Linked DNA regions of Mus musculus: region 1 is linked to region 2. The links are chromatin loops, found by intact Hi-C in ENCODE. Cell type or tissue: heart. All regions are shown on one strand. Each heading gives the region's core, and the rest is flanking DNA. Links, peaks and the distances in the headings are about the cores only.

Region 1 (8,203 bases), core at 1,526-6,525, 91 kb before region 2:
CAGGAGAAGGCCCAGCCAGATGACATGCCTCCGTTCTTCTCCAAGGAGGAGGCCCTGAGCCAAACAGGCTTTTCCATTTCCAGATGCTTTTTAATTAAAATAAAGGCCACTCTGTAACCTGGCTTTGAATGGACAAAGTTTCCTCAGTAGAGTGACGGTACAAATTCACCCCTTTTTCTTTACTTTCCATTGAGCAGCCGAACGTGCGCAAGTAATAATTTATGGCTTCAGTCACACGGCAGCAAGAAGCAGGGAAGGGTTAAGTGACTTATGGAAGGTCACTCTGCCAAAGAAAGCCTCTTTTGTTCCCGAGTTAACCTAGTCTGTGTTGTACCTTTGGCTGAAGCATGGCGAGGAGGCCAGACTAGCGTCACACTCGAGCACCATGTGGTGATCTTGTCAACCTGGGAATTTACACTCTTCCTCCAGCCCCAGAAGGAATCTCATAAACTCAGAGCTTCTGTATCAGTTGCCTACTGCACTTCCCTCTTTTGAGGATACAGACGGGCAGGACGGAAAAGGCCACTTTTATTTGTATCCTGGTCAGAGAGAAACAAGATGTTTCAGGAGGCCCCATTGGGAGACGAGTGAACTTCACCAGCTTCTGTCTTGGACTTGCTTTGTCTAGAATTCCAGCACAGGAAAGGCGGAAGGGGCCAGGCGGCAGCGCAGATGGGATTTCCTTACCTTCTCCTTCTTGAATCAGAGCCAGCTCAGCTGTGAACAGAAACAATAGGGCTACCCATGGGCTCAGGACAAAGCCTGCTGATCCTGGTTCTCAGGGATGGATTGTTGTGTTCCTCGGTGAGGTCTGAGGACCCCTGCCTCAGACACATCCCCACTACAGTTCTCCACATTCTAGGTTGTTGATGATGGAGGCCTAAGACATTATTAGGGTTTGTCTGAAGTTCCTGGGCTAAAAAAACGAGGACAACAAACATTCTTTACCTGATCCCTGCATCCCCCTCAAATATACACAAAACCCTGTCCAGTGGGTCTTGGGAGCAGAGTTTTTGCCCAGATCTTTTTTTTTTCTATTATGCTGGAAATTCTGTCGTGTTCATGTTTCTAGCAGTAAAAACAGAAAGAGAAGAGTATGAGAAGCCAATGCAGGAAGTCATCATCTGTTTTTTCTCCAATGCAACCAAATAGTTCCTTCTATAACCAAAGCATTCAGTGGGGTCTGTCCTAGGCACATCTAGGCAAAACCAATAGAAGCAGTAGGCAAGGGTTGAACCCAGTCAGTCGCTGGCTGAGAGGCGGCCACTTTTATGTTTTTTTGTAGCTCTGAATTACCCATTTCTGTGGGCCACACAAGCTTGTGGGTCGCGGCGGATGCAATTGAGGTTATGGGATGAGTGCTGGAAGAAGCAAGTCTGGTTTGTCTTGAGGTCCTTCTCACTTTGGCCTTCCTTTTTGCCTGTGTGGTTTTCTTGTTGGGGTTTGTGAGAGACACACACTACCATCACTCACTTTCCAACCTTCCATGGCATTCGTTTTTAATACAAATTTTTGAAAATTATAATTAGATCATTTCCCTTCTCTTCTGCTCTCAAATTCCTCCAATGTATCCTCTACCCTCTCTCACTCTCTCTCTCTCTCTCGGATTCATGACCTTTTTTCTTTGTGTTATGTTTATATGCATATATACATGTATATATTGTATGTGTATACATACAATCTGTTCAATTTGTGTAATGTTACCTGTATGTATATTATTCCATTGCATTCTTGAATAACATTATGGATTATGTTTACTAGGCTTGGCAAAGATAAATAGTAGCCCCTTAGGTCTGTTTCAAATTTCCCAAGAGGCTCTGAAGCCTGAGGCTAAGAAATAGATTTTTGAATATTTAGAATATTTTATACATTTTATCCCAAAGATAGAATCACTGGGGGAATATTGTCCCTTTGGGTTACTTTAGGGTCTTCCCATGGCCATTAAATTTGTGAAACGTCACAAAAGGTCTATATTGTAAGTGGCTCTCAAGTCAGATATTGGACCAAGATTTTGATGTCTAAGGCAAAAATGTCTTGTGTTTCATTCCACGAGGAGTTGAAATCATACCCAACAGATGTGTAGCTCCATAAAAGTAAAGGATAGAAGTCACCTATTCATCATTTTCCTTTCATCTCTAGGAGAGTTAGAGATTGTATGGACAATGTTCCCAGACCCTGCATTGGATTATAGTGACATTTTCTCCTCATTAATAGGGAAATAGAGACAAATGAAGAACATTGGGTGACTGGTTCACAGGACCCAAGTCTGTTTGATTGATTCTCTCTGGGTTCTCATTGTGGAATTAAGATATTCTTCCCTCCACACATGCATAGCAAAAGGTAGTGTATGCAAATTTAATTGGATAAATAGTGTCAAGCTCTACCATCCAAAATCTGACTAATAATTTGACACTATCAGTGAATGTCTTTCCTCTGCTAGGAAGGCTACCTTAGAGGAGAGAATTTAGAAGCCAGGGTGGGCTCTGCATTCTATGCCACTCTTGTTTGGGATCAGTTGGTCCACTAAACTCCCTTTGCAATGTTTAATTTGGGGACCTACAATGATGCTTCACATGAAGGTAGTGAACCTTATTGTGCTCTGTTTGTTGTTTGGTTGCTTGTTTGGATTCTATTTATTGGGTGAGGGTAGTACTTGGGTGTGTGCCATGGCACACACTATGGTGGTCAGAGCATAATGTGTAAGGGTTGGTTCCTTCTTTCTACCTCGTGGATCCCAGAGATCAAATTTAGGTCATCAGGCTTGCTGGCAAATGCTTTCATGTACTAAGCTATCTCACTGGCCCCCTTTGGTGTTCAACTAGTGTCTCACTCTGTAGCCCAGCTAGCCTGGAACTCACCCTGTAGCCCAGGCTGCCCTCAAACTCATGACACTTCTCCTTCCTCAGCCTCCTGAGTGCTAGGAATATAGAGGTGAGCTACCCTACCCAACTATACGACAAAATTTTTAGCTGGAAAAAAAAAAGTGGCCACAGAAGGATGGATAATTTTCTTTCTCACTCTAGTCACAAAAATGTACTGACCTTTTCGTTCCCACCATCCCCCTTCCTTCATCTCTCCCTTCCCTTACTCTTATTTTTTCTTTCTCTCTTAAAAAAAAAAAAGTTGCCCCACAGAGACTCACTCACACACCTTTTCCGTGGTCAGCACAGAGAGGATTCCCCAAAAAGGTGGTTTCAACTTAAACAGACAGACATGGTGAGACCCTTTCAAGGCTTACACAAAGACTGTGGCTCTCACTGTGGCCCTCGGAAAACCAGAGTATAGCTGAAGGAGCCTCCAAAATGATAAGACTCCAGGGCACGGGGTGGGAGGATGGGGAGACAAAGCAGAGCAGTTCTACATCTACTAATGAGGAACAGCACACCAGCTTCAGTCTCTGAAGTCTCAAGTCTGGCCTCCATCCTCATTCCCGGCAGTTGCTTGTTACAGAGCACTCTACAGCAGCTACTTCAGCACAACCAGCAACTAGCCCCTTGGCTGTTTGCTGCTATAACATGAATCGTTTGTTTGTTTGTCCCAAGTGAAGAACTTATGAATGAGTTTCTTCCCTTCCTCACAATCATGACTTTTCCCCTTGAGGTTTTCATTTAGGAAGGCTGTATTGTTGGGAGTATAGGGATTTAGTTAAGTAGCTGGTCTGGCAAGTAGCACCAACCTATAACTGAGCAAGAGTACTGAGTACTGACTGGCTTTAGTACAGCCACGGCAGCTGCTCCAAAGACACCATGTGACCTGTAAATAGAAGGGAAGCATAAGTGAGAACTTGGGACTCTGATGCCTCTGCAAACCTTGTCAGTTAAGGTCCTGGGGCAACCTAGACACTCCCTGTCTACCCCTCTGTTCTCCATAGTGATCATATAGTATAAGTCGGAGGGATATGTCCTCAAGATCTTCAGTGATTCTTGAACCTGCACTCTGAAGTCACCTCAACACATGACTGTCCGTCCTGTCCTTGTGCCCCTTCAATTGTAGGATCGCCTCTATTGGAAAGGATTGCATAAGTTTGAATGTTCCAACTGAGTAAGCTTTTCTTTTCATGTATTCAGGAAATTCTGTTCCATTTATTGAGCCTATACTCTTTGGTAAGCACTGTATTACATGTGGAGGATATAGCAGTGGATATAACAAACAGGTTCATAGTCTGATAAGAAGGCAGATAAGGCATAACCATGACTCCTACTGCAAGCTACATCACTCTTACTCATACGTTGGTTATGCTCTAAATTCGACCTAGTGACTCAACCCAGTTTTGTTTACTATCTGAAGTCAGGGCAGACCGCTTTTATTCTGAAACCACTTTTGCTTTCTGCTCCACTGGCTACATTATGTATTGACATACACCAGAGACCTCCCTAATCCCTACCCCCACATCTTTTTCTTTTACTTGTCTATCGCTAAACCAGTTTTCTGCTATACTGTTTGTATAATTGATTTTTCTGGCCAAAGTGCTACATGTCACACTGATCTCTGTTACCTTTTATTTTCCTTAAACACTCTTGTCATTCTATGCTGTTTCGCTGCTTTTCAGTTCACCAGGATGGAAAGCACTTGGCAAAACAACTTTTAACTTTGGGCTATCGTAGGCAAAACCAGGAGGTCTGGCAAACTCAGACCTCAGCCTGTTGTAGGAGTGTCTTTCTGTAGGGTTAAATCCATTTCTAAGAAATAAGGAGACTGGGTGGTCATTATGCTTGCTGAGAACTGCTAAGCACACAGACCCCAGGCTTCACACAAAGATGTGAAACTGCCAGCCCTGAGCTGGGGCAGAGCTTGCAAACTTTGAAATGCGCTAATGCCCTCAGGTGATAATGACAGGGAAGGGAGTCTGGATGCCAGAGCCCCAAGACAACAGGGAAGGATGGAAAGGACTCCTGTTTCTGGCCCAAGTGCTAAGAGCTGTGACATCCTTGTCTTGTTTACATGGCAGGACTGGGGACTAAGCTGTGACTTAGTTCCATTGGGTCAGAAAAGAACAGTCAACACAAACTGCTTCAGAGATGCCAGGCCACCGAAGGCAGGGAGATTTGGTGATCTACTCAGAACCTGGAGTTCATTGACACTGAACTCAGCTAAGCAAGCTGAAGGGCTTTGCTGAGTTCAACGGCCCTGACCTCCTCCATCTCTACCCTTGTACCCAGCCAGCCCACCACCTTCTTAACGTTTTGTTCTCCAAATAGGAGTGCAAGATTGGCTGCCTGACTGCTAATCAGTCTTGGAAGTGGCATGCTATGAAGTCTGCAAACATTTTCTGCAAACATTGGCCCAGAAGAGCAGAGCTGTTGATTTCTGGGAGCCAAGAGGCTGGAGCTGGGAGGGGGTTCACTAGGCATTCCTCAGGCGTGAGGCGGCTGCTTTCCCTTGCCTGCTGGATCTCTGCAGGGAGGTTACCAGGGAACCACTGTATGAAGAACAGTCCCCAAATTAGAATAGGACCACCCAGGGGAGTTGGGCATTGCAGAACCATTTTTTCAGGTGAACACTCAAGGTTGGCTGAAGGCTCCCAGATGACAGGAGCTGGGCCATTGGTGCTTGTTGTTAAAAAGAACAACCAAAAAAAAACCTTTCATCTGCCATCCAGCCCAACTTTGCTTACACACGTGTTTTCCAGAAACAGACAAGAATGTGTTTCCCAAGGTGGGGGTGGGGTGGTGAGGCTGCCGTGACAGTTACATTAGCCGGATGCAGAGCCATCCCCACCACCGGCATTTCCTGCACTTGGGTGCCGCCTCCTGTGAACCCATGCCAAGCCACTATCATGATCCAGGGCATACCCCAAGGCCAAGAACAGGCTGGCCTGACTCAGAGGAGAAGGAGAGGCTTTAGGGAGAGTAGCTAGGCTGCTAAGGCCCCTTTTGTAGCCAATGGCCACCCACAGTTCCAGGTCTTTTCTTCTACCTCCTAGCATCTCCAGCTCTAACCCTGCTAGATTAGTACTCCTACCCCCCCCCAGCCCCCGTTTTCCTATGTCAATCAGTTTCCTCTCTGTCAAGGTACATATTGCTCTGTCTGTCTCCAATGCTCATTCTCCCATATATCCCCATTGCTGGTCCCTACTTTATCCTTCAGATTTCCCTCTGAAAGTCTTCCTTAATACCTCCTGTTGGATCTAGGCTTTCTCTACTGTGAGGGCACAAAATACAGTGTTTTCTCCAAGCATGGCATTTCTCGCAAGTGAGGTCTGCAGCTTTTGCTTCTGTCCAACTTTCCAATGCATGAAGCAAGCGTCCACATCCTTAATGCGTGTCACCTCTTAGGCTGAACAACCCTGTAGCATTCTTGATAACTTGATTTTATCCATGACAGAACTGAGAAATTGAGATGTAGAGTACCTTGCCCAACATCACAGTGCTGGAGAGCGCTGCGGCCAGGAGTTCAACCTAAGCTCGGGAATCAATTGTACTAGAAAATGGACTCATTGCAGTAAGATAAGTCGAATCATCCCTAAGTGATCATAGCAGGCATTGTGGAAATGCTGATATTACAGTGGAACCCTGAGAGACCACTAAACTCATGAAAGAAGAGCCCTAAAGATGAGAAAGACCAAGAAAAGAGGTAGCCTCTAAAATCACTCTCCTGCCTACTCTTGGGAACAAATTTCGGGGTGTGAATCTCTGAGGCTCAGCTGCCTCCTCTTCCTCCTTCTGGCTGGAGAACACTGATGTCTGAAACATGGCCTAGGTCTCTTTAGGAGGGTCTCTCTGGGGAACTATTTGCCAAGGCCTGACCCATTTCCACCAGGCTATCCTGCACTGCTGCCATCCAGTGCAAACAGGGCGACTCATTTGGTTTTGCTTAAAACCAGCAATGTGCTTTCTGCTCACTGAGGAAAGTAGAAGGGGTAAGGAGGGGCTTGCTTCTGCTTTGTTTGAAAGGCACTTGGTCCATCCTGCCCCAATCCCAGGGTGACTGAGACGAACCAGAAGGAAAACAAACAAACAAACAAAAACAACCCACTTACCTTGTCTCAGAAGCCTCTGCCTCCAGCCTTGAAGCTGAGGCTTTGTCTGTGTGGAATTCTGGTAGGGAAATGTGAGCTGGCAGTTAGGACCAGCTAGAAACCTGTCACCTCTCCTTCCCGTGGCCTTTTTGGTAAAAAACTGAGACATCCCTGGGGAGAAGGAAATCAAAACAGAACATGATACCCAGAATCCAGAGCGATGAATTGTGCCTGACATCCACTGCCAGAGTAGCTTCTAGTGTGAGGACTGGAGGGGACTTGCCACGCCAGTATCTTAGCCCCACTGCTCAGTGGTTATAAGGCTTTAGGTGGCTTGCCTGAAAAGTGAAGATAAAAAGACAGAAAACAGCTCCTAGCAATGTTGTCCTAACTCTTAATTCTTACATCGACTAGAGCTCACAGCCTTCGGTGCTTTTTTGTTTCCTTATCAATTTAATAGTCTCTAAGAGATGGGGTAGGGCATGATCCAGAGGGTCTCTTCCAGCTCTCATTTTCCACAACAGCATCCCTTTCTGACACAGATGCAATTTAAACTTTGTTACACTGTCACAAAGTTGACAAACCAACTGCTAAGTGTTATTTAGTTTGGTCTGTGTTGTGAAACCATTATAAAAGTGGTTTTACCAATCCACTCTTCCATCGGCAGAGTAGAAAAGCCCTGCCTGCCGTGTACTCTCTCAGGTATTGTCAGCTAGCTTGTTTGACCCATTCTGAGGTGTGTGTTCTTGACCATAACTTTATCTGTGTTGCCACAGACATGACAACACATAATTATCCTAAAGATTTGTCTTCCAGCCACATGGATTTTTTTTTTTTTTTTGAGAAGGAAAACACTCCCAGCACAGTCTCTGCAGCAGGCACTGAAATTGAGAGTGAAAAATATCCAAGGGACACATTTCCAATTTGGCTTTCTAACACTGGCTTCTCCAGAAGAAACGGTATAGTGTGCTAAAGAGCTTTTGGGAAAATGAGCCTTGGGAGCAAAGAGACAAAACACAACTCTAACCTTAATTCCTGTTTGAGACTTTTTTTTTTAATGGGCGCAGGAAACAGAATTGAATGAAAGTGACCACCCATCCAGAGAAGCTCTAGTGGAAGCCAAGGGTGTGAATGCCACGTGGTTAGTGACCCACAGTTCTTCTCATAGCAGCTTTATGGGCTATGATTCACCTATCATAGCGTATTCACGGTGTTGTGCAAACATCGTCACCGATTCCAGAACAT
Region 2 (8,203 bases), core at 1,077-6,076:
TGAAAGGGTCCTTCCACCCCCAAAAAGGTCATGGCCCGGATTGTGATTCACTGTTTTAGAACTGATGGAGATAGTAAATAACTTGTGTCAACTATATCATAATATCATATTATCCCCCATAAATTATTCTAAAAACATGAATATACTCTTTTCATTCCATGGACGCATTCACAGATTGATAATATTTGAGGAAAACTTTTGGCTATGTACTGACCATATATGCACTGTCTTTGCTATTATCCCCTGAACAGTACAACCTAATGACTGTTTCCATACCGTTTATATAAGTAATCTAGAGCTAAGTTAGAGATGAGTGGCCTGACGGATGGGGCTGGATTGTATGCTTTTTGTATAAGAGAGTTGAGCATCTGCAGATTTGGGTATTCCCCCAAGCTCCGAGAACCAGCCCTACATAGTGAAGGACAACTGTATCTATTTTGTTATTCCAATTGTTATTTTCCACTTTAACTACATCCCCACCTAACTTTACAAGTAACATTTTCAGCCATTCCCTGTAGAGATCGTGGCATGGTGGCACGACATTATAGTTTCTCACCGCACCTGAAGGTTACCATTTTGTCTAGTCTGTCTATTCAGGCTGTTCCATGGATTCAGTGGCTCCGCCCGCCTCTTGGCCTCTAGGATTACAGGCAGCCAAGCAACTTTGTACCTACCTTCTGGAGATCTGGTCCTCCTGCTTACGGCACAAGCGATTTACCCAGTGAGCCATCTTCCTAACCCTCATTTCATGCATTTTGAATGTAAAGGACTATTCTGAATAGGGGCAGTCTTGGTAGAGGAAGGGAAGCAAAGGAAAATTTCTGTTGAAGGAACTAGTGGGAAATGTATATGCATAAACCACATTCAAGAAAACAAAAAGTTCCTTGTACTCTGGAACTGCACGGAAAACAAACACTTTGCATCCAGGTGTTAGAAGAGTTTGCCTGGCCACTCTATAGCTCAGTTCATGACGGTATGTTCCATAGTTGAGCCCTGTTTCATTAAACCAACAAGTCTCAGTTCACTGCAGGGAAAAATTGCAATCAAGGCCAAATCCAGCTCCCATAATACATACTCTAAAACCTGTTTTCTAAGCCCACCTGCCAGAAGTTGAACAGTAGTCACAAGGTGAGCACTCCTGTCTTTGTATTTCCAATCCTCCTGGGTCCCCAACTGCCCCATTAGCACTGATGGTTTCCGGAGAGTTTAGCTGGAATTGTGCTCGAATCCCACATCTCTTGGGCTGCTGTGTACAGGTCCATCTAGAGCTGAAATACCTTCAGTCTGGTACCTCCCATCATCTTCCACTTCCCTTCTTAGCCCTTCAGCTGCCTTCGGCCCTGGTAACCCCAGTCTTCTTGGTCCCTTCTCTAGATCCTATGCTGCCAGATGATCTCAGTTAGATAGGTATAAGGAAAGCCAGCTCATGGGATGAATTCACACTGTGTGGTGAACGACCTATAACCATTCCCCAGCCCAAATGAGTACATCGTGGGTGGACAAACACACCCTTCTCCCTGGTCCCTGCAAAGGGCAGGCAGCTGGGAGAGGATGGCTGCTGTATTTTTTGATGAGGTGTTTTTAGCAAAAGGGGGCATGTCCTAAAATACAGCCTTGAAGTACTGGGCTCTGACTTAGAAAACCTATTATCAAGTACATTCTGCTCTCCTCCTAATCTCTAGCCTTTCCCTTCTCCCTCAGAGCTATGGGACCTTGAGCATAGTTTGCACTGACTTTCATTAAAGTTCTTTTTTTCTGAGTCCAGAGGTATGTCGTCATGTGCATAGGCATCTTCATTTATTGCTTCTGTCACATGGCAATCTGTTGCTGGCTAGAGGAAATGGGTTCTGCATTGTCCAAGTTTGAAGTTTTGTACTAAGTGATTGCTGAAACAGTGGTGTCAGCAAACCCTTTCTTTCAAACTGAAAAAGAGCAATAGAACTTGAAAAGTGGGTGTGGAACAAGAAGATAGTCTGAAGTGATTGCCTGGCTTTTTTCTTGGAGAATGTAGGCATTTGGTAACTTTATTTGGATTATTCATGAGAAAAGGGAAGAGGAGGGGGAATTACACAAAGGATGCTTGGGAAAGGGAGAGGAAATGGACAGATTAACTCCCGGACCAGAACAGCTTTCGACTGGAGCCTCAGTTTGGGGATTGAGAACAAAAATGGGATGAAAGAATTGTTTCCTCGGCCTATTCCAGGAACTACTTAATGAAAAGGATTTTGTTCAAGACAGATAGCCCCAAGTAGTGAGATCATGTTAAATAAAGGAAAGGGAACTAAGGGGAGACAGGAATGGAGAAAGGAAGGAAGGAAGGAAGGAAGGAAGGAAGGAAGGAAGGGAGGGAGGGAGGGAGGGAGGGAGGGAGGGAGGGAGGGAGGGAGGGAGGGAGGGAGGGAGGAAGGGATGAGAGACAGAAAGCTAGTCTAAAGCATCTTTAGCACAGAATGGTTTCTTTAGTAACAGACAAAATGACAGTGATGGGGGTTATTCTCTGTCTCTGTCTCTCTCTGTTTATATGTGTGTCTCTGTGTGTCTCTATCTCTCTGTCTCTGTGTGTGTGTTGCTGCTGCTGCTGCATTTCTATTGTTGCTTTTGTGAGAAAATAAAATAAAATCAGCCCCATTAGCAACAATTCAGAACAAAGACAGAGTACAGAAAAGTCTCCTTTGGCTTCTTTTTATATCACACCCCCCCCAACACTACAGAGAGAATGAACAGTCATTGAGAAGAAAAGAAAGATAGCAAGAGCCAGCAAGCAAGTGGTACCCACCAGAAACCCAGCATTCCAATCCAGGCCAGTGCACTCACTCCTTGTGGGCCTCCACACGGTTTTTCCCTTTGAAAACTCTGCATATCTGTCCAGAGCAAAGGCAGAGAAAGGGCTGCCTGTTTACAAATGGGAAAGAGTAATGTCTTAGGGGAGCATCTTAGCCTGATGCTATGAATATAGTAGGCACTCAATAAATATTTTTCAAAGGATGAAATCATCTATATGGGGAATACTTAGCAGGGAACAAAAGCTAATCTCTACACTATGTACATGTATTTCCTTCCAATGTTTAGGTACTTTCCGTTTGATTCATGTGCTTTTCCATGTTTAAAATGAAAGCTGAATTATTATCTCGTGATGTTATTCTCCTTTCTCCCCTTGTTGCCTTCGTCTGCAGCCATGTTTTAGACACTTATTCTTAGTTTTATTCTTTTCTCCCTGCCACTCTCTCTACCACTCTTTTGAAAGGCAAAAGGCAAAAAGAACCCAAAAGGTAGCAAGTGTAACAGTATCGAGACAAAGAATGTAGGAGCTAGTTAGTCAATCTACACAGAAAGAAAGCATAAACAAAATGCTTCCTTTTTAATGTAGGCCTTCTTTTAAGTAGTTTATATGTGATACACATTTAAAATGTAAAAAGTACTGAGAAGAGAGAAACTTCCATGTGAGGCAGAAGTGAATTTCAATTTCATTGCAGGAGCTTGCATATTAAAGATAACTAGCATGGCCAGTTGGGACTTTATTTATTTATTTATTTATTTATTTATTTATTTATTTATTTGGTCAGGCTTTGGATGAAATCCATGCCATCCCATATTCTAGGTTAGTGTTCTACCTCTGAGCAACATGGGCCTGGAATGGTGGCATATGGCTTCTTTAAGTTGGCCTTCTCATACTGTTTTGGTATAAAACACATATTGTTCCCTCATGTGGAGAATGAGACTCTGCACTGATCAGGGTTGTTATCCCATTTTGTGTAAGGCTAGCAAAAAAAAAAAAAATCCAAATGAAACAGTTTCCGTATTAAACATTAAATCAAAGAAAAATACAGTTTAAACTAGTAACCTAATCTGCCTTAATGGTGTAATGTTCTCACATATATTATCCCAATGAGTCCTTCAATATGACCTACTTTCTTAGCAAACAAATTGAATTTTAAAACCTAAGAAAAAGCCTGATGAAATGTTTCAGTGGATAAAGGCTCTTGCTGGCAAGCCTGACGACCTGAGTTCAAGTCCTAGAATCCACGTGGTAGAAGGAGAAACTCCTAAAGCTTGTCCTCTGCCCTCTGTCCTCTGTACACTTACCTCCCCACAATGAAGTAGAACAAACTGAGCAAACACCTTCGTACAATCAAATATAACAAGTTCTAAAAAAAAAAAAAAAAAAAAAAAAACAAACCCTAAGGAGAAATTACATTTTATCCCTGACAACAACATATTGAAATTTGGCTGAATGGCTTAGCTAAATATGACCAAATTAATTCATCTGGAACTATTATCAGTAGCATTGTAACTCATGATGACCAAAAAATTCTCTGATACATTGGGCCATGTTGTAAATCAAAGGAATTTCAGAAAGAAATAAAATCAGAGAAATTTCAGAAAGGGAGGAAAAGAGGGAGGGAGGAGGGAGGGAGCGAGGGAGGGAGGGAGGGAGGGAGGGAGGGAGGGAGGGAGAGAGGGAGGGAGGGAGGGAGGGAGAGAGAGAGAGAGAGAGAGAGAGAGAGAGAGAGAGAGAAGACAAAATAGAAAAATAAAACCAAGAGCAAATAACAAAAATAGCATTCTGAGCCTGGTGTGGTGGCTTACAGTGAAATCCCAACACTTCTGAGGTAGAGGTAGAAGGATTGTCACAGTCCAAGGCCAGAATATACAACATAGTGAGTTACAGGCCAGCCTTGGCTACAGAGTAAGACCATGTCTCAAAAAACAAACAAACAAACAAACAAACAAAAACAAAAACATAATCCCCTAATTGCACTTCTTTTAAAAACTCATAACTGAGCTAACACCTAAGGTAACTTGCCTCTTACGTTTTTGTGTGTTCTAGAATCCTTCCTGGACGCCTTCTTGTCTCCTGTGAGTCTTCACCTAACCTGCTGCAAGAATGAACCTTCGCAAGTTCCTGGGAGGCACTGTCTTAGTCGCCTTCATGCTCTTCAGCTACTCGGAGCAAAACCAAGTGAATGTGCTGTGCTCGACAGATTGGTTCATGGTCACCGTTCACCCCTTCTTGCTGAATAATGATGTGTATGTTCATTTTTACGAGGTGCACCTGGGCCTTGGTTGCCCTCCCAATCATGTTCACCCACATTTCTACCAGTTTCACTACCGCGTTACCGAATGTGGCATCCGCATCAAGGCTGTCTCTCCAGATGTCGTCATCTATAGCTCTGAGATTCACTATGCTTCCAAGGGCTCATCAACGAAATATGTGATTCCCGTGTCCTGTGCTGCCCCTCGCCGGTCCCCTTGGCTCACTAAGCCCTACTCCGCGAAAGCACCTAGCAACAACATGGGTGCGACTCCGAAGAATGATACTTCCTACCACGTGTTCACCTTGCCAGAGCCTAGCGAACAACCCAACTGCAGCTGCCCACCTTATGTCTACAATCAAAAGAGCATGTAAACCCTCCATCATGGGACAGAGTCTTTGGAGGTCCTTCTTGTGTAGTCATCTGACTGTGCAAATGTTTCTGGGGACTAGTGTGTTCACTCAGATGATCTGAGGAAACCCATATAGTGCCCAGATGTAAGGGCTTCTGAAAATTCTGTTTCTAAAAATGAATATATAGCATTTTCTACTGTCAGCCAAATAGATGCCATGATAGCTCTTTTAGGGGAATTTTGGAAAGGGTCAATTCATATATAGCTGATTGTAACTTTTTTTTTTACTATTTTTGTATCTTTTAAAACAATAATAAAATTCTGATTGGCAATAAATTATCAGTTGGATGGTTTTGCTTCATAAACATATATCTCATTTTATCTACGGAACAGGCATTAGTCTAAGTGGTTTGCTAGCATTGGTGCCTGGGTTTTTCTCTCTGGGATGGTTTCCCACCCTTTCAGGTTCCTTTACAAAGCCTTTCCCAAGGGAAATCTCTTGCTCTGTATCCACACTTCCCGTCTTCTTGTCTTCTGTTTACCACCACAAAGCTTAGCACTAAGTCTCCCTTGTTTGATGTCCAGCTGTACCATTTTTTATGTACAGAAAGGATAAGCTAGTTATCTTCAAGTCTCCGTGGTTCTGGGAAGCACACAAGTCACGTTCCAATGCTCCCATGCTAGGTTCCCAAGGCTGAACTGGATCGTAAACTTACAGTGCTTTGATAACAGCCCTCCCACCCACCCCCAACATATAAACTATCAGAAACCAGCCCAAAGTGTGGCTGTCCATTAGCTTTCTCAAAGGCTTACAGCAACAAGAGGAAGTGAATAAGTCAACAACTATTTATTATGCAGTGAAACTACATGCAGACCTGCCTCTGGACACCAAATAAATGGTAGTGAGAAGAAAGGGACTCAGAGAAATTGAGGTCGCATAGCTAGTAAGCAAATAAGTAAATAAAGATAAACTCAGATAGTGACAAATGCTATGCAGAACTTCAAACAAAGTGACATGGGAAACTGGGGAGGGAACAGGCCTCTGGGGTCTTGCCATTTGAACTATGTCTTGGATGTGAAGACTGAGATAATCTGGAAAGAAAATATTCCAGATAGTAGAGACATCTCCATTAGCCCTCTCTACAATCTTGTAAAAGAAGTGCTCTTCTCATACCCAGTTTAAAAATAAGAAAACTTTTCTTTTTGAAAGAGGTAGGAGGATTGCTACAAGTTCAGACTAATATGATCTACATGGTAAGACCACACACACACACACACACACACACACACACACACACACACACACACACGAGGATGCAGGGGAGGAGGGGAATTGAGACATGGCTGATTAAGAAAGCAGTTCATAGAAGTGGATGCTCGCAGTCAACTATTGGATGGATCACAGTGCCCCCAATGGAGGAGCTAGAGAAAGTACCCAAGGAGCTAAAGGGAACTTCAACCCTATAGGTGGAACAACATTATGAACTAACCAGTACCCCGGAGCTCTTGACTCTAGCTGCATATGTATCAAAAGATGGCCTAGTCGGCCATCACTGGAAAGAGATGCCCATTGGACAGGCAAACTTTATATGCCTCAGTACAGGGGAACGCCAGGGCCAAAAAGTGGGAGTGGGTGGGTAAGGGAGTGGGGGGGGGGTATAGGGGACATTTGGGATAGCATTGGAAATGTAGTTGAGGAAAATACGTAATAAAAAAAAAAAAAGAAAGCAGTTCATGCCAGGAGTGGTGGCGCACACCTTTAATCCCAGCACTTGGGAGGCAGAGGCAGGCAGATTTCTGAGTTTGAGGCCAGCCTGGTCTACAAAGTGAGTTCCAGGACAGCCAGGGCTATACGGAGAAACCCTGTCTCAAAAAAAAAAAAGAAAGAAAGAAAGAAAGAAAGAAAGAAAGAAAGAAAGAAAGAAAGAAAGAAAGAAGAAGAAAAGAAAGAAAGAAAGAAAGAAAGAAAGAAAGAAAGAAAGAAAGAAAGAAAGAAAGAAAGAAAGAAAGAAAGAAAGAAAGCAGTTCACGGCCATATACCTAGTAAGAAGCAAACTCTTCAAAATATCATATTGTATATCATAAGCATAACATTCTTATTCTGTATATCACAAGCATAATATTCTTATTTGTCAGTAGAAGTTAATTTTTAAAGAAAAATGTGGTATGGAAGAGAGACGACTCAGCCATTGAAAGCATTTGCTGCTCCTCCAAAGGACCAAATTCACTTTTCCGTCATCCACATCAGGCAACAGCCATCTCTTCACTTGAGTTCCAGGAGTTCCAAAGCCTCTGGCTCTTGTTGGTGCCTGCACACACTTGCCCACCCACAGACAGACCTACACACGTACACATAATTAAATACGTTAAAATAAATCTTTAACTAAAAACAAGAATGCAATATAGAAGCACAATTTTTCTCATTAATAAAGGTGAAGTACTTTTACCAGATGAATAAAGATTTAGAGGGCCATCACCAAGAAAAGAAATTCAACTATGGGAGTTAAAGAAACAGAGATTCATCTCAGTTTTTCCCTTTTTGATAAACTGACAGGTTGCAATCCCTGGAGGGTAGGTAGGAATGCAACAAATATCTATTACAATTATCTGAGGGGTCAATCACTACGTTAGATGTTGGGAATTTAATGGCTGACAAGAGCCAACACAGTTTGATGTGATAAACCATGTAAAGTTACCTATGGAGTTAGAGGCTATAAAGGCTATTAAAAGCCCATAGGATGGGTTTGCACAAAGATATGAGGACCAGGACTGAGGTCATAGGAGAAAATGCCAGGAGTTTATTTCAACCCAGTGGAGG

The links. Peaks named below come from ENCODE experiments on the same cell type or tissue, not always from the same donor. Only the 100,000 strongest peaks of a DNase experiment are listed, where the experiment ranks them.
Region 1: it touches region 2 in a loop (2.6-fold over the local background); 2 of 42 quality-filtered maps call a loop at or near these places.

The regions. Positions count from the first base shown.
Region 1 is chrX:53,158,851-53,167,053 of GRCm38, reverse strand. It overlaps Gm35988 (a long non-coding RNA gene), which reads right to left. Exons shown (of 4, transcript XR_882310.2): 3 at 6,980-7,129; 4 at 1-3,753. It also overlaps a transcript of Plac1 not described here. Among named protein-coding and RNA genes, the nearest start is that of Plac1, 49 kb to the right of the region's middle. In heart, for the core only: no CTCF peak of the experiment used is centred there; no DNase peak of the experiment used is centred there; H3K27ac peaks cover 1,894 bases.
Region 2 is chrX:53,067,514-53,075,716 of GRCm38, reverse strand. Plac1 (placental specific protein 1) reads left to right here. Exons shown (of 3, transcript NM_019538.5): 3 at 4,829-5,721. The coding sequence starts at 4,886. The coding sequence ends at 5,407. The region is part of intron 1 of Gm35988 (a long non-coding RNA gene); the gene reads right to left. Among named protein-coding and RNA genes, the nearest start is that of Gm35988, 7.8 kb to the right of the region's middle. In heart, for the core only: no CTCF peak of the experiment used is centred there; no DNase peak of the experiment used is centred there.